Linked DNA regions of Homo sapiens: all the other regions are linked to region 2. Evidence: chromatin loops called from intact Hi-C (ENCODE). Cell type or tissue: heart left ventricle. All regions are shown on one strand. Links, peaks and the distances in the headings refer to the core of each region. The heading gives the core; the rest is flanking DNA. Region 1 overlaps LINC02751 (long intergenic non-protein coding RNA 2751). Region 2 has its middle 91 kb from the start of LINC02682. Region 3 has its middle 210 kb from the start of INSC. Region 4 holds the start of MIR6073 (microRNA 6073).

Region 1 (5,473 bases), core at 296-5,295, 150 kb after region 2:
TCCCCTGCTTTTCTGTGGGTATTGTTAGAATGGTAAAGGGTTCCTAATCTTTCTACTCCCCCTCCTCGCATCAGTCTGAATCATAACCACTGCACATCTGCTGCTTCACAGAGTTGCAGTGGGAGCCACACTGTGCAAAAGGCATACCAGGCAGCTTTCAACCTCTTTGGGTAACCACAGGCTGGAGCCTTAATACACAGCTCTGGGGAGTCCTTGAAGGCATCTTTCCATTTGAGATAAAGATGATGAACTCAGCCCTATAAGTAAAGTCTTAATGGGAATCATGAGGGTCACAACACCAAAAAATATTATCAATGACCCCAAGGTATTTTATGGCTAAATAAGAGCTGAAAGGATAGGATGAGGAGGAGAAACAGGTGCATGTGTGGTCCCTGTCTTGACTAATAAGTTAACTGGACTATAGAAAAGTAACTTGATGAAGACTGAGCACTATTCCTCTAGTTTCTGGATAATGATACACACTTAGAGATTATTGGAAACAGAAGGGTCAGAAACATCCTTATTCTGGGCTTAAGTCAGACACTATTAGCCAAACATGGCACTCTTCCCTTTTGAGCCTATTCATAGCCTCCGAACACTCCTCAACAGAACTGTCAGAGATGAAGCTGAGAAGAAAGTTGTCATCCTGGATCCAGACCAATACTTTAGCAAGAGAGAGGCAAAATTGGGATGAGAATCTAAATCTTCTAATCCCTAGTTCTTTGCTCTTTTACTTGCATCACATTGTCTTTCTGTTTCTAAAACTCATAAATAATGGTGCTAATCCCACATGTTGGTAGGCACTTTACAGCTTCCAAAGGAATTGAGGACAGTTTCCATCTATTTTTTATCAGAGATGTGCAGGGAAGACAAGGAAGCTCTAATCCAAATGGTGGAAACACTTATGATGGCTTTTGGTCCCCGGAAGACTTTCTGAAGCGTTGAAGAAGATACAAACCCTCTTCAGTGAGAGATACATTTCATGTGCTTATATAACTTTCACCACCCATATTGGACTTAATTTTTTATGTGTCAGTGCATACTTAGAAATGTAAGTGCATGTGTGTGCCCATGAGCATGCATGGCTTTGTATGTGCATCAGATCCATGACTCTTGCCCAGTGTGACATGTGCAGGTATCACGTCAACATGCATATTTTACATGGTGATCTATGTGAATACCACCAGCAGCATATGAGAGTACATATGCTGGTGTCTACACACATATGCCTGTGAGAATATGTGGATTTGACTCACAGTGCTTGTCTCCAAAGCTATGGGTATAGGAAATATTGTGGCAGATGCCACCATGTTGCTTCTTGGCTGATTCCCCAGCCCTCATTAACACCCACAACTGCTCTACATTCTTCCTATCACTAGGCTGTCCCAGTATCTGGATGCCTGCCAATTAGAAGCTGAAACTCCTGACAGTATCCTGGCAATCTGCATGTCTGTCCCTGTCAGCCATGTGGAGAGCCAGGAATCCTCTCAGGGTCAGCAGGAGGGAATTCACAGAGTTTAGTCACTCCACATCTTAAGTGCCTCTTCAGCTGGGCCCTTTATTTGGCACCTTAGGCATCAGACTCCTGTGCCTATCTCAGCCCTACAGTGAGCCTGTACTAAGGAGAGGCTGAGCCATGGATGTCAGGCCAGCATGTGCCAAACTTGTCCTGGAGCCTGGGCCCCAATACAGACAGATGTGACCCTGGTGATAGGCCTTTCTTGCATTGGAGTAGCTAAGGAGGAATTTCTTAATCCAAAGGGCCTTTCCTCCCACTATGATTTCCAGTGCCTAATACATAGTTCTCAATATATATGTCGTAAATTACTGAGTGACTTGCTGAAAATATATAGATAACATAAGCTGAGATAAAAGATGTGGCAACATTTAGGAACAGGGGCTGTTCTCTGATGTGCATGTTCTACTTGAGGCTGATAGAGTTGGATTTAAATATGACCTGCTGTTTCATTCAGTTTAGCCTTGATTAAGCACCTTTTATGTGTCAAACACTGTGCCAGATACTCAAGAAGGGGTCCTTCCCCCGCAAAGAATGTCACAGTGTTTGGGGTTGGAGTGATGCCTAGCAAAGCACCCCAGAGTCGATGGCTTACACAACAGAAATGTATTTTCTCACAGTTCTTGAGGCTGGAAGGTTGAGACTAAGGTGACAGTAGGATTGGTTTATACCGAGGGCCCTGAGGAAAGTGTCTGCTCCAGGCCTCTCTCCTTGATTTGAAGATGGGGTCTTCTCCCTGTGACTCCACAGCATCTTCTGTGCCTGTCTGTGTTTAAATTTCCTCTTCTTATAAAAACATCTGTCAGATTGGATTAGGACCAAGCCTAATGACCTCATTTTAACTTAATTATCTCTTAAAGACAGTGTCCCCAAGTCTGGGGACTTCAACATAGGAATTTGAGAGGGGGACACAATTCAGCCCATTATATAGCCCAGGCCTGTATTATGAGAGATACATTTCATGTGTTCATGTCTTTACTAAACTTCACTTTCTTCATGAAGACTTTTGAGCTTTCTTGGATAGAATTTGATATTCTCTCCTTGGAGCTACTGCTTGGACAACTGCTTTTCTGAATTTGTAGTAGTAGTTATGTGTTTAGACAAGTATCTTCCTTACCAGTCCAAGAACTTCCAAGGAGGCTGCAGGAGCTCAATACTCTATTTCTAATACCTGGGGTAAACTTGGCATCTAGGAGTAAAGGAGAGCTCTGTTGTATGGGTGCATAGATAGATGGATGGAACTGATAAAAGCTGAAAAAGTAAAGACAATACCCAGGGAACACTTCTGGAGGATTCCATGGCACCAGTGATGAGAATAAGGGGGCAACAGAGAGAACAGTTTGACAGGCCTTCTCAGAGAGATCCCCTGTACCAGAATTGGTCCACAAAGTTAATCCTGATGCGCAAAGAAGTCAATAAGAAAAAAGTGTCCCCATACCAGAGATAACTCCACCAATTGAGGTTGCATTGTTCTGGACTTCTCTAGCTTCAGCAGGAGGATTGGTCTGATGGGTCCATGACTGCTGAGGTCACCTGCCAGAATATCTCTCATCCTGTCCCAGCCCTAGCCTGCCTGTTGCCATGTTCCTTTCCTGGAACCAGTACGGGGGCAGCCCAACAAGGGTTTTTACATTTTAAAAACCAGTAAAAAGTTGAAAATAGTCACTGATGCTCCTCCCCCTGGAATGAAGCCCTAAATGTGTGAGGATTGTTACTGAGTGGTAGCCGCCTTTCCCACACCCCTTGTCCAGAACACTTCTCTGGTACAGCCAGGCTACCCAGTGACTCAATGGCTCTACTCCCCTACATTTCTGGGGTTGCTCTCCTCACTTTGCCTCCTCCCCAGAAGGTCCCAGGACCTAGGACAGAAGTCCTGTATATACCCCACCACATCATGGGGCTAGTTTTCTTAGACTCTTGCCAGCCTTATCACAGAAGGCCTGGACTTCTTTCATGCCTGTTGCCTTCCTTCTGGCTGAAATTCCCAGAAACACCAGGCTTGGTACCCAATGCCATTCAATGCTCTCTATTCTACCCTTCTGAAGCTGCACCCTCATCCCTCATCCTGATGACTTCCTGCTGGGATGCCTGGCCCCAAATGGAACTGGAGCTGCTTCTTTCTGGTTAGGACACCTCCTGTGATTGCTTACTCCCTGAAAAGGTCCTGCTCCAGTTCTTCCTGCACACCTTCCCCTTGACCTGGGGCTCTCTGGGCCTGCTGAAGCCTGGGCTCAGTGGAAGGAGTGGATTGACAGTCATGGAGTGTGACTTCAGGTGGCCCTGAAGTGTAGTGGCACCAGGAGCACCCTGGCACTGCTCTCAGCCCTGCCTAGGGACCTCCCTAGCAAATAGAACCCTGGCTCAGACAAAAGCCATTAGAAATCATGACGACATCCATACCTTGCCATGTCCCTGGCATAAAGGGCCTGGCTAAATACCTTTGCAAAGCTTGTATTGTGCTGCATCCTGCGCTGCCTTCCCGACCATCCCTGCACTATCAAATCTTTCTAGGGCCCTTTGTTGTGAAACCAAATATAGCACTACATTGTCTGGCCTTCCACCCATTCTGGCTGGATAAAGAGGCTCGGTCCCCAGACTGGGGGCACACAGCTTCAGGCGGCCTCTCAATGCTATCTCACCACCACAGCCCACGCCGGGAGCCTGCGGCTCCCCCACCCACCCTCTCTGCTCCTGGGCCGGCGGCTGCTCCATTGATATGGTGTGTATTCTTTTCCATAGGTTCCCACGAGCATGTCACTAACCATTTCCTGGGCCTTATCACTGGGAGGAAAAAAAGGAGCGCCTTTGAAAAGTGGAAACAAAACATCAAGCCCCATTGTTGTGTGACTTCCCTGCCCACAATCTGGGCTCTCCATCACTCGACACGCAGAGACTACAAACATGGCCTAATACAGATACTCCAATCGGCAATTTGAAGAGGATATTTATTGTTCTGTATCTGCAATCTCTGCTCTGTGTGTTTGTGTCTTTTAACTCATCCTTTTCATTCCTCTCTGTTGACTCAGAACAAGTCAAAAGCCTCTAACGGCCATAGTCACTGGAAAAGGCAACTGAGTCAATTTGCAAACTTTGATGTGCCTTCTTGTTCATTGGGAACTCACAGTGGAGAGAGCCTTGTTCACCAAGCTCACTTTGTCCTTTTTCACCCTCTTATCTTCTTCACATTTTTTTTAAACTTTTTCTCTTTCTTCCATTCTGTCTCAGTCTTTCCCTCTCTGATCCATTTGTTAACTCTCACTCCTTACCTAAATGATCAAGTAGAAGAGGGCACTTCTGGTTAATTTCTCAGAATGAATGAGAGGGGACAGAGGACTTTATTTATATTGCCATAAGGAGCCTACATTGAGGGAGGCTTCCCAGGGGCAGCACCTGAAGGAGCAAAACCTTCCCAAGCCAGTATCATTGTCTCTCTTGGGCTGGACCTGTCAGTGAATTTCTATATCCTTCCAGCATAGTGATCTTATCAAAGATAAGATGCACATGATTCTGGACTATTATATATGAGAACCTTCAGAGGTGAACTAGTCAAAGCCCTTATTTTTATGGAGGAAGAGGCAGCAGACGCTCTGAGAGTGAAGTGACTGGTTCAACACCATACAGTGACTTGGTGATTGCCAGGACTAGAAGCCAGGTCTACCCAGCTTCCTGACCATTGCCAGGAAATGCTGTGCCCTAGCTGTGTCTCAAGATCTCTCTGAGAGTCTTTGTGATACATTCCCATTTTAGGTGTCTATCTAAGATGGGGACTTAAAAGTCATCCATTGGTCCCACCTTAGGGACCACTAAGGAGCATTTCCTAGCATAGCACAAAGTGGCTAAGAGCACAGACTTTGCATACAGAAAACCCAGGCTAGAATCTTGGCTCTGCCATTTATTAGCTGTGTGACCCTGGGTAAGTCACTAAACCCTGCTATGTCCCACATTCTTTACTTGCAC
Region 2 (5,473 bases), core at 161-5,160:
GTTTCAAGGAGATCTCTGTGCCTCTGGTAGAACTTCTTACTCTACTCAGTCACCTGAATGGATGCAACTATTCATTCAATCATTTATTCATTTAATAAATGTTTATTTGGGACCAATTATGGGCCATGCATGGTGTTATGGATGGGGGATATAAGAATAAATAAAATAATAAATGAAATATATGTATTTATTTAATCCTCCTTATATGCCACCACCACAGTGAGCACTTGCATTGTATTATCCATTGCATTTCATCAACTGAAACAAACCTATAGCTCAGCACTATTATTTATTCCAGTTTTAACAGATGAGGAAACTGAAGCTTAGTTAGGTCACTTGCCCGAGGTCACACAGTCTCCAAGAAGTGGAACCAGCATTCAAATCAAGAGCTTACATACAGTTAATTAACCCCAATGCCAAGGGGAAGACAGAAGCCCAAATAATGTGTTAAATTCCCAAGGGATCTTGTGGGGGATATATGGCGTAGGGGAAATTGAGACGGTGGTTATTGATTCTGTTAGTAAATGTTTGAAAGAAAAATTGTCATTTGAGCTGGATCTTGTTAAATATGGAGAAAAATAACAGGTTTTGAGAAGGAAGTATATTCATATCAGAGAGAAGAGCTTGAGCAAAAATATGAAGATGAATGACCATGGTGACTGTTCCTGGAGATCCCCCCCACTTTTGGAATATCTGAAGAATCCAGTTCAGCGGGGCAGCAGCAGGGAAAAGGATGATGAGAAAGGCTATATTTGTCAAGCTAAGGAGTTTGAACTTGACCTTGCAGGCAAGGGGAGCCAACTGAGGTTTTCCAGCCTAGAGGCAACATGTCTATATTTGTGTATATGTGTTTTAGAATTATCTTGTAGGCAGCCTGTGTCAGGGGATATTTAAAAGGGAGAGACCAGATGTACAGAAACTTGTTGGGGGATGCCTTTGTAAACTGTAGGCAGAAAAATAAAGAGAACTTGAGCAATCCATTCCCTACCCCATTAGTCATTAGGAAGTAGTCCTAATGAAGTTCTACTTTTCTAGAGTTATGGCTATGGTTGGAAAGGTTATGTAATATTAATAAAGAGAGCTTTGGCATTAGATGCTCCTGTCTTCAAATCCTGGCTCTACCATTTACTAGCAATGTGTGATTAATAAACCTCACTTTTCTCATATATATACTAGTAATAAGACCTAATTCATAAGATATTGGGAGGATTAAGTGTAGTAATTTGTATACAGTGTCTGGCAAAAAAGAAATCAGTAAATAGTAGTTCCCATCCTCACTCCTTCATGCTAAGAAATGAAAAACTGGTGGCCACAGATCACTTATAGGACCTGCCACATACTGACAATTTTCAAGATTCAATAGAAATATTTAGCCTTTGACTCCATAATGTTTTTTAGTCTATTAGTTAAATAAATTGATTGATTAAGTTTAGTAATATTTCTACCACTTTAGCTATATTAGTCAGAATAGACTAAGGTGTGCTGCAGTAACAAATTAACTCTGGAATCTTAATAGCTTAATAACATGAAGGTTTATTTTACAATATCAACATCAGTCATCAGAGGGGGTTTTACTTCACGTAGTCTCTCAGGGATCCAAGCTGACAAAGATCACACTATCTTGTAACTGCACAATCTGAAATGCAAGGTCTCCAAGAGCTCTGCAGAAAAGGAAGAGAGACAGAGAAGGTACACAGGAGTTTAATGGCCTTGAATCAGAAGTGACACCTGTCACTCCCACTCAGGGTCACTTGTTCTAAACTAGATACATGGCGCAAGCCTTGCAAGAAAGCCTGAGAAATATAAGAGTGCCTGGGATATGTGCTGAGCACTATTTACTCTGCTACACTAGCTATAACCTATAAAAATTGTAAAAAATGTAAAAAAGTGTATTTTCCTTTGGTTTAAGTGTCAAGTTATCCTCGACAAATGAATTTGTTCTTCCTCATGTTAGTTCTCATCACAATTCTCTGCTTCAGAGTCACTCATCATGAAAGATCTCCCACACTCCTTTCAGTAAATGACTCTAATAGTAGGAAGTCTGTCTGAGAGACCTTCCAGGTCAAACTTTGTATGGAAGTTCCATATCCTAAATTGGTAAGTGACCCACTAAAGCATACAATTTTGTTTTGACTCTCGCTGCTTTAACAAGAGAGTGACAAGAAAGCTTCTATGAGTGCTAGGCTTGGAGTGGGTTAGAGCACAGATGATTGGCTCATGGAAGATATTACCCCCTATACATGAATTCTGAGGGTGGGTAGCCCTCTTATATTCTAAAACACTAACTTTCCAATTTTGGATCTGACACATGTCATACCAGAATCATGTATGACACATAGAAAATACACATATTTTCACACATCCTTATCTTAGCTGTTCTGAATCTGTGAAAGAGGACCTAGGAATCATTAGCAATGCTTAGTCTTGCTTTGAGATCAGGCCCAGACAAACTTGATTATTAATCTGAATATTATGGTTCATTCATGGGCACAACATCTCTGGGGCTGGGCAGGAATAAGGTGGAAACGTCTATGTGTGATTGCAAAGACTGAGTTTGAGGATTCAGTAAGGAGCAAACCCCTGGATCAAGTGTGACCCTGTGGGTGTGGAGTCAAGCAGGGTTCACCCTCCCTCAGAGGATCATATTGGCCTGTGCCAGAGACTGAGACAAGCCAAACATTGTTCTGCGTGCACCAGCCCTGCCAGCAGCAGGGAAGTGGGCCAGTGCTCTACAGCGGCACCGTGTGGCAGGGAAAAGCTTTGCCAGCAAGATCGGAAGCTGAAGAGCAGACAGCAGCGCTCTTGCTCAGAAGTGATCCCGTAGGCTCCTTTTTGATTGTACAAATCTTCAAGATTCTTGGAAAAATAGAGAGTGGAGTGCTCGAGGGTATGATGCTGGTTGAGTTACCTGTTTAGTTGCTAGAAGCTCTAGACTATTTGAAATGAAGTTTGGAGAAATAAAAGACATATCAAGAGACCCTGCACTAAGAGTTGTGGAAAAGTTTATACTGTTATGTCCAGATGGGAAAGTTGAGGCCCACGTAGAAGACTTTCCTAAGTTAAGACAGTGAAGAGTGGCAGAGATAGCTTCATACCCAAATTTCCTTACTCCTAGTTCAGTGCTCTTTCTGTGGAAACATAAGATGCTCACTGCAAAATCTCAAAGGTCTGGAAAGTCTCAAAATAGAATTCTTTTCCTCTTTTCTTCCCCAGTACCTCAATCATCTTGCTTCTCTTTCTACCTTCCTCCCCTTTGTTTTGTTGCATCTGATTCAAGTAGGCTACCCTGGATCTGGACAGGAATAGAGATGGGAAGGAGAAAGGTAAAGAATATACCAGGGCAATCTAGGGAAGTCTGTAGGGCAAAAGTAAAGCAATGATGTCAAAGGTGCCAAACTGATGTAGAGGAACTCATTTGGTATATCCAAGGCCACTACTCAAGTCTGGCCCCACAGGCTTACTTAAATCATCAGAGTCAATTCTTAGTTCAATACCAATTTTGTTTACACAGTTCATACTTCTCCTTTTCAGACATGGGAGACTATGTACACGGAGTTAGATGTGAATGGCATGCGAAATTATTTCACCCCTATGGGCCTAATTCTGTTATCTATAAAATGGATATACTGTCTCATGAGAGTAAGCAAAACAATATAATAGTTATGCCTCTTACAGGGCCTGACATATAGTAGAAACTTAAATAATCCTTGGTTTCCTTCTCCTTTTTCAGGGTTACCCTTACTGAAGAGAAGCGCTGAAACAGGAAGAATCCAGGAATCAGAAACCCCAGGACTGTAGTTGCACTCTTGCCAGCCCACCTGGGTGCTTGGCGGATGTCTCAGTACTTGAAATAGCTAATTCTGAAAGTCAGATACTATGATAAAGAAACGTGGGAGGAAAAAACCATTGACCTATTTTCCGGAGAAAGGAAATATTCTGCCAAAACAAAGATGTTTCCAGAGAGTGGGTTGGTTTTGATAAATAATTAACTTGGGTTGATTTCATTGTGTCTGGAGGAGTAATTACAACAGCATGTTCACGCCCCTGGAGTTCTGTTGTTGTCACATTTTCCACGATAACATCTTTGAAAAAAATGTGTTCAGAAACTTGGCTATAAAATAGTGCTCTGGTCTACAGAATGCCAGAAAACTTTCACAGTTTATGGGCAGTGTTTTTAATTGCATCAGAAGATGCCCTATTGTTTCCAACTGGCCTCAATTAAACCAAGGTAAATGAAGTTGTATTGCCTTGGGAGGTATTTCATGGCCACCAAAGTAGAACGCCCCTCCTGTTGTCCTGTTGAGAATATTGCTCCACTCAACAGTTACTGAGCATCCTGTCACCTGACAAATGTCTTTCTCTGTGCCAGGTGCTGGGCTGGTTGGGTTGGCTACAGCAGGAGCTTTCTTCTAATGTTGAGCCTACATTCTAACTAAAGAGATGAGACATTATGATGTAGGAGAAAAAGTGATGAACTTAAGATACCGATTCAAATTCAAGCTCTTCCACTTATAAAATCTAAGGGTTTCATTTTCCGCTTTTGTGAATAGATAATTAGATTCGAAGGTAAATAGATTTGAATTCTTAGCCCAACTCTGGAAGCAGTGGCTGCTGTATTGAGTAGCATCATGAGGTCATGTTGATGTTTGGTGAGGAAGAGTATTATGAGAGCACAAGAATGTTTAAATTCTTCTACATGAGACCCTGAGAGGTAGAGATGGGAAGAAGATGGAAGAGGGAGAAGCATGACAGAGGATCCCAAAAGATGGTATGGCAGAAACAATGCTGTGTTCTCATCAAATATAATTTTCCTTTTGGGACCACTTATAGCTACATTTCCCAGCTTCCTCTACAGTTGGATGGGGCCATGTGACCAAGTCTGGCCAATAGAGTTGGGTAGAAATTATGTGTGCCACTTTATGGGTTGGCCCCTGAAACATCCTGTGTGGTTCTCCATACCCAATTCTCCATGCTTGTTTTCTTGTCTCACAGCTGGATGCAGAAGATTCAGAGGTGAACTCCAATATAGAACCACTAGAGAGGAGACTGGATTCCTGGAACACTGCATAAGACTTTCCTCTAAATACCCAACTGGACTGCCACTGGGATTTTGAGGTTGTTTGTTATAATGTTTAGCCTCCTCTGCCTAAAAGACTATGGGAAGCAGAAAATGATACAAAAAGTGGTCAGAGGACACCCCTAATGGTGGAATGGTAAAGGTCATTTTTGGTATGGACATGCCTAAAGTACCTAAGTCCCCTGAGAATTTGCCATAGACTCATGCAAGACGTAAAATGAGATTTTGACTCATTTTTGTCTAGACGCTAAGGGAGCAGAGAGACTCCAGCTGATCTCAGGGTTACTGGGACTGAAGGTCTCAAAACAAACCAGCAATCTCGACGACACTGAAGCATAAACCTCCCTGAGGGCCTTGCCTGACTCTCAGCCTGGCCCCCATTTGCCACCATTCTCT
Region 3 (5,473 bases), core at 361-5,360, 490 kb after region 2:
CTTTCTTTTTTTTTTTTTTTTTTTGAGACTGAGTCTTACTCTGTTTACTGGTTTACCAATTTTGGCTCCTGATTCCAACCCCAGTGTTCCTACTGAGCAATTCAGTTTCCCCAGTTCCTTCCTCCCTCATCCGAGGCTCCCCAAGAATTGACCTGCCATGTTGTTAGCTACTTGGTCACCTGCCTAGCTGGCTCTGCGCAATTCGGGATCAGATGGGTAGTCTAGATCCCAAAATGGCAGTGATTTGATTCATAATTGTCACTTATAACCCCTAAAGGTGTTGACTGCAAGATCCATGAAGGCATAGCAAGAGTTGACACTGTTCATCGAGGCTTCTGTAATGCCACACAGAATGGGTGCCCCAAAGATGATGGTTGGGTGAACGGATGGCTATAGATGTCCTGGATGCTCACTGCCAGTCTGGGATGGAGGGAGCCTCCACTGATGGAGGAATCATGGGGAGGAGTTTCAAGAAAGCTGCGGTCCAGCAAACAGTGCTTATCTTGAAGGCTTTATGCTGGCTGGGTTGAAGCAGCGCAGAGGCCCTTCCTTGGACCAGGTAGGACCCACTAGGTTGCCAGACTGGTTCATTAGTGGCCTGACATTGCACATCTGCAACTGGGTAACTTTTATTTTAACTATGGCCTCCCAGCCGTAATGAGGGCTCATAACTATGTTTTATATAACACAGATTATGCGTTGGCATAGAGCTCATAAAGGGGCACTGATTATGAACTATGCTGGGGAGTCTGGGGTACACCATCCTGCTACCCAGTACAGAACACCCATCCATGTGGGATGGATTTGAATCAAAAAAGGATGGGTAATTTGGGAGGGAAGGGTGCTGTGAGTGCAGGACTCCTGGCAGACCAGGAAGGGTTTCTGGGATATGTCTGTCTCCTAAACCATCCTGGTACCAACCTGTTAGAATTCAAGACAAACCTGGGGCCTGATGAGAACACTAGGTGCAGGAGAAAGTCATTTTTTATTTTCTTAAATGCTTTCTTACTCCTTCATATTTATATATACATGTGCAAACATATACAATATTTGATTTTGCTTTCATTGAACTTATTTTATAAAGGTGGCCACCCTTCATTCCTGGACTTGGTAATGGGACAATAAAGGATTTCAGAGGACTGGCATAAGGTCTGAATCGAGACTTGGATTTTAGCATCATACCCGCTATTTGCTAGCTGTTACTTTGAATCATATATAATACACCAACTCCTTGGATCTCAGTTTTCTCATTCATAATATGGGAGCATCCTCTCTCCCATTTGGGGCAGGGTTGTTGTAAGATTTAAAGTGTAACAGTAACAACATGTATTGAGACATTAGTGTTAGGCACTTTATGTGTGTTAATTCATTTAAGCCTATCAACAACTCTCCCTGGTAGGCACACATGACATCTCTGACTTTAAAATGTGGAATCAGAGAGGTTAGGAATTTGGCTGTAGGTCACAGAGCTAGACAGTGAGGGAGGCAGACTTCAAGCCCAGGTAGTCTGACTCCAGAACTAAAGAACCCAGCCCAGTCCTTAGAGCAGAGTAAACGCAAACAAATGGTGGGGCTCACCATCATTTTTACCAGCTGCATACCAGTTGCATGCCTAAATCTCTGTGACCATCATCAGGCCTTGGGTATAGCTCAAGGTCCTTATTAAAGGGATGGAGACATCATTGAGTTCCTTGAAAAGGCAGAGTTGAGGCCTGGTGCCCCTGAGGCCTGATCCCCTGGTTACTGAGGAGGCAGGTAGAGCCCCTCCCCAAAGGTAAGATGGAAGCAATGACAGCAGGAAAAGAACACAGGGTAGAAGACAGGAGATCTGGACTCTACTCCCAGGCTGTCACCTGCCTGCTATCCTCGAGGTTCTGCCTAGGGGATGACAGGGCCTGTCTGGGCTGGCTTTGGGATCAAGATGTGAGGAGTGAAGTGCAAGAGGGAGAAGCCAAGAAGCGCCCACTGAATGCAGGTGAGACTAAGTAATGGGTCCTCAGCCCCATCTTGCGGGGCTTGCTTCCTGGAGGTCACCCATCATATTCAGGTGGTCCAGCTCCTTGTCCTGAGGAAGCCACAAGGCTCAAACACTCAAACCTTGGTAGGCAGCGTCAGGGAGCCAGAGCTCTGGCCCAGCCCAGCAAGGGTCTATGGCATACCTGGTTAGAGCCCCCATCCAGCCTCGGTTTATCCCATGAGTAAAATGAGGGGGGTTGACTAAACAAATTTTAGTGCCTCTAACATCTTGAAAATTCCACGTCCCCAAGCCTAACTTCATCCACAGCCATATACAATATCCTTAGGGCAGAGCAATTTCATTTACGTCAAATGATTTCCCTGCACATAAATAGGAGTGAAACAAAGGCCTCCTTTCTCTGAATCGTTAGTGCTCATGCAGACACACACACACTCACACACATGCTCGTACACCCTCATAATGCTTCTACAGCCCACCCCCACCCAGTCATGCACAAAGGCACACACACACTGGCACACAGAGGCACAAACACCTGGACTCTCTAGGCTGCTCCTTCCCCCACCCCCACTCCTGCTCATTCCCCACCCCAACCCTCTTCCAACACCCTTGCTGGGAAGCAAAGAGGCCTTGCCTGCCACTGTGAGTTACCTAACCTGATGGGCTGGTGCCACCCCATGGTCAGGATCAGAAGTGCATCCTTGTTTCCAAGACCCAAAACGGATTGGGAAGGGTCCCAGGCCATTTGGTCCATCCCCCTTCTCCCTCTAAGAAGGCTGTATCCCAAGATGCCCTACACAGATTAGGTTGTCTAGGGTCTTTAAAGCCTTTCAAACAAGGGTTCCTCACATGATGCCCCTAGTTCTTTCCAAAGGTCAGAGAATTGCCACTGATACTCTGGACACCCTTGAGCTAGAGCTGAAAAATATTGGGTGCAAACTGTGTGCTCACATCATTCTAGACGCTTTAGCTGCAATATCTTTTTAATCTTCGTAACTGCTCTTTTCAGGGCACATATTGTCTTCATTTTAAAAAGCTACAGTCAAGAAGAAATGGCACTAAGATATGACCCCAGCTCTGTCTGACTCCAAAGTCAGTGTTCTTTTCAGTAGCCACTTGGCCATCCTGGACTTCAGCTTCGTCATTTGTACATGATTAGTTCCAATCATTCAATTTTTCATTCATTCCTTCAATGAGCATGTATTGATGCCAATCATTCAATCATTTATTCCTTCAGTGAGGTTTGATTGAGCACCTATTATGAACCAGTATCTTGTTAGGGGCTGAGAATTCAGCAAGCACCAAGGTGTGGCCCTTGCCTTAAGGAGCACCCCGTCTTCTAGAATCAGTGACCACTCATGTCCTCCTAGGTCCCTGATTCTATGACTTTTCTTTGCCAAGTAGGACAAAGGCCCTGAGGAGAGGCCAGGGCAAGAAAAGTGAACAAGTTCTAGTCCAGAGTGATAAGGCTCTCAGCCCACAGAGGAGAAGAGCAGTCATGTCCTTACCCAAGTGTCCCCTGGTCCACACCCTGCTAGTCTGGGATTGCCTCAAGCCTGCCCAGGGCTTAGACCCACTTGAGATGGAAGGGGAAGAAACTGTGGTTATCTGGCTTCTGAGCAGTTGTTTCTGGGGGTACTCCAGCCAGGTTAGAGCCAGAAGCAGGGAAGCATGTCAGAAGCTGGAAGATGAAGTGATGGAACGAAGCTGTAAAAATTGTGTTTCTTACTACTGCTCATGATTCTGACATTCACAGCCCCTGTTTCCTGATTCCAACCTGTGTTCCTAGTCATCTGTCTCTCCAACTGTTTCCTCACTGATTCACACTGCCCTGTGCTCACTTTCTATGTCCAAACACCCCAATGTTTGCCAGCTCCTAACCATCACTCTTTCTCTTAATAATTAATGGACAAAGAGATAGAAGAATGGAATCCTGGAATGGCAAGCACTGAAAGAAATCACCTAGTCCAAACCTTGTGGATGAGGAAAATAGGCCCAGAGAGGGATAGGGACTTGTCCATGGTCACACAGCCAGTGCGTAGTATAGTATAGTATAGTATAGTATAGTATAGTATAGTATAGTATAGTATAGTATAGCCAATAGTACAACTGGGCTTGGATTTCAGGTATCCCTCTCTAGTGTGAGGGATTTTTTTCCATTTTTCTTCTTTCCCATCCATTTGCAATTTGACACTGATGAGTCTACTTCAATCCCGAAACATCTTTCTATCCTTCTCCTCTCCACTTCCCCAATTCAACCCCTACTATAGCATAACCCCCTTGAAGATAGAAAATATCTTTCCTTTCTTCAAAATCTTAATTTCTACCACAAAAATTTGCATGTAAATGCTTAAGATTGGAGGGATGGATGGACAGATGAATGAAAGAATGGATGAAAAAATGGGCAAAAGCATAGATGGGTAAATTATCTTAATGTCTGCACTCCCACCTTACCTAATTTTCCTATCTCCAATTTCACTACAATTTGGCCTATCCTGCACAAGGATATTAGAGTGACTGTTTTTAAAAATAAAACTGAATCATTCTCTTGCATGTGCAAAAGCATTTGAAGACATTTCTATCATCTAATGGACAAGTCAAGACCAGGTGTCATACAATATTATCTAAGTGGGCCTGTTACATGCCATCCCAACCTCATATGCTACTAACCACACAAACACATAAACATACACACTCTAAACTCTTAGGAACACCTGATAAGTTGCCATGCCCTGAATAAAGCATACATGCCCTCATCTCTAGGACATTTTTGTGCCATTCCCCTATCTTCAGATTCTTTTCTTCCTAGTACTAGAGTCTGTTAAAGTCCTAACCTTTCATCAAAGTCCAATTCAAATGTCACCTCCATGAAGTCTTCCCCAGTTTTCATGATGAAATTGCAATGCTCAGAGCAGGTAGTCCTTCAGGCTTTGGTAAGCATGGCACACCTCATTCTGCTCCTTCTAGAAATGGCCTTTCAAGACCTTTATCCTGGACATTGTAGTTTATCATTGTGTGTCCATATCTTCTAACAGACTCTTGGCCACAGATCTGACACACAAAGTTAGTGCTTATTTGGCATTTGTTGAGTAGATGTTCTTCTTTCTGTTCCATATGCTTAAATTGCCCCTAACAGTTCAGCTATATTTCATTCTAAAACCACTTAAGTTACTTCCTAGACCATTATAAACAGGAGCCCCATGGGAGCTGGATACAGTGTTTCCAAAGAGCCACAGCTTTTAGGGCAGGGACAGGAAGGGATTGCAAAGCTAAAAGCAATGTGTAAGCCAAAGTAGATCTCTTAAGGAAGAATGAGGGCTCAAGGAAAAGAACTAGCTCTCCTGGGTGGAAGACCCAACAAGTCAAATTTTGAATCAACATAAAGATCTTTTTCATGATTAGAGGTGTACAGCAATAAAACAGTCAGCCTCAGCAGGCAGTGTATCTAAGCAGTGGCTGTAGACCAACCCTGAGGACAAATCTGAGGACATGGGTTAT
Region 4 (5,473 bases), core at 339-5,338, 150 kb before region 2:
TCCATTATCCCTTTGCCTTTAACCCTGACATTCAGTCTTAACACATTTTATCTTAAATAATTTATTCATTCCAGAATGTCAAGGGTCCACTTGCTATTTATTTTTTTTCAATTGTTGGTGGCATTAATTTAATAATTCTTGTTTTTCACCTTCCTTCCCCGAAGAACTTTTCCGTCCTTTTCACCTCCTTCTCCTGTGTACATAGTGATTTTATGTCCCCAGAACGCCTGGAAGCATTTCTGAAACCAAGATATTATTAAAAACCTATTATTGTTTTTAATCATGAGTATGTATCTGGCTGCAGGGCTGTGTATTGGGATATAGGTATATAGTCTTACACTTAAACAGGTATGCCCCTGAGGTTCACTGTGACCTCAAGTCTTTTGCCAGAATTTTCCCCTAATTCAGTTCACAAGTGGTAGGGTCTGCATCAGTGGCATTTCCCCCTGAATTCCATTCAGCAGCAAGGTTCAACAGTGGTGACTGCCAGGCAGGAGAGTCCTGCGGCCAAACCTGAAGCCCAAGGCTCGTGGGCCATGCAGGAATCTCAGTGAAGCTGTCATGGGCTGGCACCTTTACACTGAGTTGCCTTGTCCCAGCTGGCACATCTAGGGAGTTCATTGCAAAATCCCCAGGATGCAAAAAGCCACATGACAGCCTCAGAGCAAAGATGGTGGCAAATAGTCATGATACATCTAGAGAATGAAAGAAAACTGTAAGGGAGGAGAAGGAGGGGAATACATTCCCTATATGGGATGTTCCTACTGTTAACTCTGGGGAACAGATAGCTCCGGGGGCAGCAGATGAGTTCCTCTGGCTGACTCTATCTGTAGCCACATGGGGACCTGCCTACGTGTGAACAAAATGAACTGCACTTATCACACAAGGATTTCTTTGAAGACATGCTACTGGGGTGGGAAGCAGTGAGGTTTTATTCCCCATCTCCTAACTACAGGGAGCTCTGCCATGTCATTTTGGCCTTCCTGAAACTAGGACAGGTTGTCTATCGGGGGGCTTCCCCCAGAGAGGTTTAGTGGGAGAATGTCAGTGAATGGGATAGTTCACCTCATGGGACAACCCAGAATCTGATCACCAGGACATAGGAATGGCCCCATCAGATTTCTTGAGCCATTTTGTCACTTGGAAGAAAATAGTGTACCTTTGTATTTATTTAAGAGTGCTCAAGGCCTAATAGCAATAAACAGGTCTAGCCAAGAAATTACAAGCTATTCTGTTAGCTGGGAGTGCTCTCTATAAGCTGATTAAGGTACTGATAGGAACTCTTTGTTATTCATGTTGGTTGGGGATTAGAAATTTGTTTTTGTACATTTATTTCAAATGAGGAGGAGGTCATTTTTTCTCTCAAAAAATGAGTATTTATTATTGTCTTACTGATTTCTTTGATTATATACCTCTCCTCCTCAGTTCACTCTTGTTTTTTTTCTTTCTCTTTGGCTTTTGCTTTTGCTCTCTCTCACTTCTTTCTTATTTTGTTGCATTGGTAGAGTGTTGTATGGCTAGCATTGTATTGTATGTAATTAATTTTGCACAAAAGCAAACATTTAGCATAGTAGGTTAATTTTGTTTGTTTTTATGACCATGCCAAAATAATATTCTGGGCTGGTGGAGAACAAAGGACTGTTCTTTAGGACTGAAACTTGATTTTGCTCATAGTAAGTAAAAAAAAACAAAAAACACACACACTCACAGATGTTGTTTCGTAAGTGTTATAAGCACTGGATATAAATGGTATTTTTTATCACTTCTGACTAATGTGAAACTGTTGTACGAAAACTACATGAACAAAAGTCATCTGTTTCGACTCGTGTGGGCTTGCCTCACAGTTGCCGGATTTGAGTCATTTTTATGTCTTGTTATTTCATTTATTTATGCAAAATACATGTGTGTATGAACACTTTGTTTTAGCTCCAGCTCTGCCTCAGTACTGGGGTTCATTTACTTTTAGCCATGTTCTTAAAAATGAAAGGCTATTCAGGAATGATCTGATTGTAAACGTCTTTTTCATTGGATCAAACAGTAATGCTGTATTTGAATCTAAATTTTGTGTATAAGCAGTTTATTTATTAGCCAAGTTTGGCTCTAAATATCCATGGAAATTAAGAATGACAATCATAGGGATCAATTCATTTTATTTTCAGTGGGGCTTAAACAAAGTTTATATGACTTTACCATCTCATTTTAGATTTTTCTAATTGTGTAAATATAACATAGAAATAGAATTTATTTTTGGTTCATGAATACTTAGTGAGATATAAGTTATGTATTTCCTTTTTGTTCTCTATCCATAGATGTTGGTCCAAACTGAAAGTTGATGAGTCACTGTGCCTCTCGGGGTAGTGAGTTATCAGCTACAGTGAGAGAGCAGTGTTTGGCCTGCAGCTGGGACAGCAAAACGTTTCACCAGGGTTCTCATGCAGTTCAGAACCCACTGTCCACAGATCCAGACATTTCCCTTTTTTCTTACAGAAAGTTGATGATTGGACATACTAAATTTCCACTACAGTTAGGAGACAGTCAGTTTGCTTTGGGAGTCTACATAAATCTTCTAAGATAGTTCTGTGACCATTTAATAGCAAGAAGCATGAATGCCACTACAAAGGCAAAAATCCACCTCTGAGATCGGCCGTTAATAAACGTCCCGTCATGTCAGTTTAGATTCAAGAATGTTAAGCAACTTTGTTTTTGCGGTGCTCCCTATTTCATAGTATCTTCAAATCAAAAATAAAAATTATCTCCATTTTGTTAAAGAACTTACAGGGTCAGGGTTCTCCTTGTCACTTAGAATTGGGACACTGCCAGGCAATCCTCTCCCAAAAAAAAAAAAAAAAAAAAATAGCCATATGGAATGGAAGGAAAAGGAGAAAAGAAGGAAGAAAGGAAAAAAGTAGGAAGGGAGAGAGAAAAAAAAGGTCGCTTTGCGGATACGAGCCGCTAGGCTGACAACTTTTCTATTTCATTGGCAGATATGAAGCAGTGTCTTTTCCAGTAAGGTACGGAAGCTTTGTTGTTTTCATGTGTACCCAGCTCAGCCTTTTAGAAGCACCTCGGTTTGCTTCATTAGGTATTTGATACTCTCCAGCCTTGTCCTCAGGCCTGATTTGATTTGCCAGGGTCCTGACACCAAAGCCCAGGCCAAGTTCTAAATTCAGGTGTGGGCTCACAGTGCTATTGAGCTTGTCGAATTCTGGCCTCCCCTGAACATTAGCCCCACGGGAGCCTGAGGGTGTTTGAAAAGGGCGTGATCACTCTAGGGCTGAAATTAAAGGCTGCTTTCTTTTCCTTCTGAAGCCAGGCTGCTTCTTCGGAGTACACCCTCCTGAGCCAGGAGCACAAGCACTAGCAGAAAGCAGGGATTGTTTCAGGAAAGCCCATTTACCCTCAGTAGGAAGGCAGCCTGGTCACTTGAACAGCACAGCTGAGGCTGCTTCTCTCAATTTACTCATTTTGCAAAGAATTGACCTCTACCAACTCATTAGGGAGAGGAAAAAGAATCACTTAGTAATTTTAAATCATATGAGAAGTCCTGTACCAAGTGCCAACAACTGCAAAGAAATGCAGCTAGAGGAATGTATTGAAATTACTACTGGGTCTTCCTTTTTAATGAGAAAATGACAAAAATGGTTGCTGTAGCCCTGCCTGATTTTGTACACGTTTGTCTAAGAATTGAGTTGGCACTTAAGCTCACTTCTCAAAGTATAATAATATTGTATGACCTCATTTGTCCTTTCACAAAAGCACTTGCATCATTTCCTTAAGTCATCTGCTCCCTGACATGTTTTCTTCCCTAATAAACAACTTCTGTCTGTTATTCCTGCCAATGATGTTCTGTTTCTGATGCCATATCCTATTGAGCGTGCCCCTGTACTAATATCATTGAAAATATTGATATGCAAACACATTTCCTTTTCATCCCCATTCTATCTTTCCCTTTGGGGACAGATTGCTTTCCAAAAGCTCATGAACAAATATTTGGAATGCTGGTACCTTTGGGGCAGAGGTAAGGGTGGGCGGGGTGGGGGCAGAAAGGTAATGCTTAATGCAGATAACTCTTCTAATCAGTGTCCATGGCAATATGAACGCTTGAAGAAAACTCAGTGACATATCTTGCTCAGTAGTTTCTTATTCCTGAAGAACCACAAGCATAAAGTGAGGCCTCAGTGCTGGTGCTCTTGGAGTATGGGGAATGTGCAAATATTTAACTGTTTTGTATGCTGCACATTGCAGGTCTGCTCATGTGCATTCTCCCTTTGTCTTCCTTTGTCATATGTGTTTTTGCTTTTTTGAAAGTGCAGTCTTTATTGTACCCTCCTCCAGCTTGTAGCAAATTAGAATGCTTAGCATTTATGTTCATTCATTATTGTATTTGCCATGTAAAATTTTTATTACCTTAGACAAGCTTATAAGCTGTTACTACATAACTTATCTTACTGTAACTCTTTTATTTCCCCCGACGTTGTAATTTGTTTGTGATGTATATTGTGAAATTGTATTCTATGTTAATTTAATCAGCACAATTCACTGACATGCTGGACTGACATGCTGGCTGCTGTTTCAAAGTGTAAAGTTTGTGTAGGGCTGTTGGGACAACTGCAACTCTGTTGTCAAGGTACTGTGCTTTGGTTCCTATAGCAACACTGGGTGTGGCCCTTGAATTGCTAAGGGCATTTAATACATCCTGGAGCAAATTTTAACTGCAGATTTTCTTTGTAGAAATTCTATGTATAATGCAGGTACCTACTTGGCCCATGGCTGGTAACTATTTGGGCAATTAGAAAAAAAGAAAAAAACATAAAAACTAGTGTCTATTGCTGCTTTGAATATGTTTGAAAGTCTGAAAATGTAAATAGTTTATCAAAAAAAAATCTTGTACAGTCCAGTGTAAAGTTTTTAAATGACCTTAAGGGTTGCCATCACATCTTTCTCACACTCTCCTCTTGATAATAATAATAATAAAAAGTTTGCTAAGGATTAAAGAAATGGGAAAAATAAAAAAAATCTCTTCAAATTTACAGGAATGAATCATTGTTCTTAGCTTTGTTGCATACACAAACTTCTTGGATTTTGTTGTGCAGTATTGACGTGAGATAAAGCTCAACATTGAATAATCTTTCAGTGGTACTTTTCAAAGTCTTCCCCTCCTCTGCCTCATAATTAAGGGAAAAGACAAAATTGAAAGACACACTGTCTTTATCTATCCTGGTGTATGTTGGCACCTTAGCTACTTTTTTTTTTTCCTTTTTGCACAAGGTGCTTTCCTGATATGTTCAACATGCCATCTTTGGGTGATAATGTATATGCCGTGATGGGGCTCAGGCCCCTTAGGGGAGTGTCTATAAGAACTGCCTATTTATGCTCATTTACCTCAAGACTGTCCTCTCTACCCTAATCTAGTTGTCATCACTCCATCTTTTGTACTGCTGTTGACACTTACAAATTAAAGATAAATTTTGTT

What was found. A loop is a pair of places that touch in the nucleus more often than their neighbours do. Peaks named below come from ENCODE experiments on the same cell type or tissue, not always from the same donor. Only the 100,000 strongest peaks of a DNase experiment are listed, where the experiment ranks them.
Region 1: it touches region 2 in a loop (2.9-fold over the local background); 3 of 110 quality-filtered maps call a loop at or near these places.
Region 3: a loop joins it to region 2, with 4 times the contacts of the local background. A loop is called at or near these places in 8 of 110 quality-filtered maps.
Region 4: it touches region 2 in a loop (2.1-fold over the local background); 6 of 110 quality-filtered maps call a loop at or near these places.

The regions. Positions count from the first base shown.
Region 1 is chr11:15,669,603-15,675,075 of GRCh38, reverse strand. The region is part of intron 4 of LINC02751 (long intergenic non-protein coding RNA 2751); the gene reads right to left. Among named protein-coding and RNA genes, the nearest start is that of LINC02751, 120 kb to the right of the region's middle. In heart left ventricle, for the core only: no CTCF peak of the experiment used is centred there; no DNase peak of the experiment used is centred there.
Region 2 is chr11:15,817,127-15,822,599 of GRCh38, reverse strand. No RefSeq gene overlaps it. Among named protein-coding and RNA genes, the nearest start is that of LINC02682, 91 kb to the left of the region's middle. In heart left ventricle, for the core only: CTCF peaks have their summits at 2,544 and 2,747; a DNase peak (open chromatin) is centred at 2,719; H3K27ac peaks cover 1,157 bases.
Region 3 is chr11:15,325,067-15,330,539 of GRCh38, reverse strand. No RefSeq gene overlaps it. Among named protein-coding and RNA genes, the nearest start is that of INSC, 210 kb to the right of the region's middle. In heart left ventricle, for the core only: a CTCF peak has its summit at 2,652; a DNase peak (open chromatin) is centred at 2,619.
Region 4 is chr11:15,966,455-15,971,927 of GRCh38, reverse strand. It overlaps SOX6 (SRY-box transcription factor 6), which reads left to right. Exons shown (of 16, transcript NM_001367873.1): 16 at 1-5,473. It overlaps MIR6073 (microRNA 6073), which reads left to right and starts at 2,307; the gene lies at 2,307-2,395. In heart left ventricle, for the core only: no CTCF peak of the experiment used is centred there; a DNase peak (open chromatin) is centred at 2,381; H3K4me3 peaks cover 1,017 bases; H3K27ac peaks cover 3,642 bases.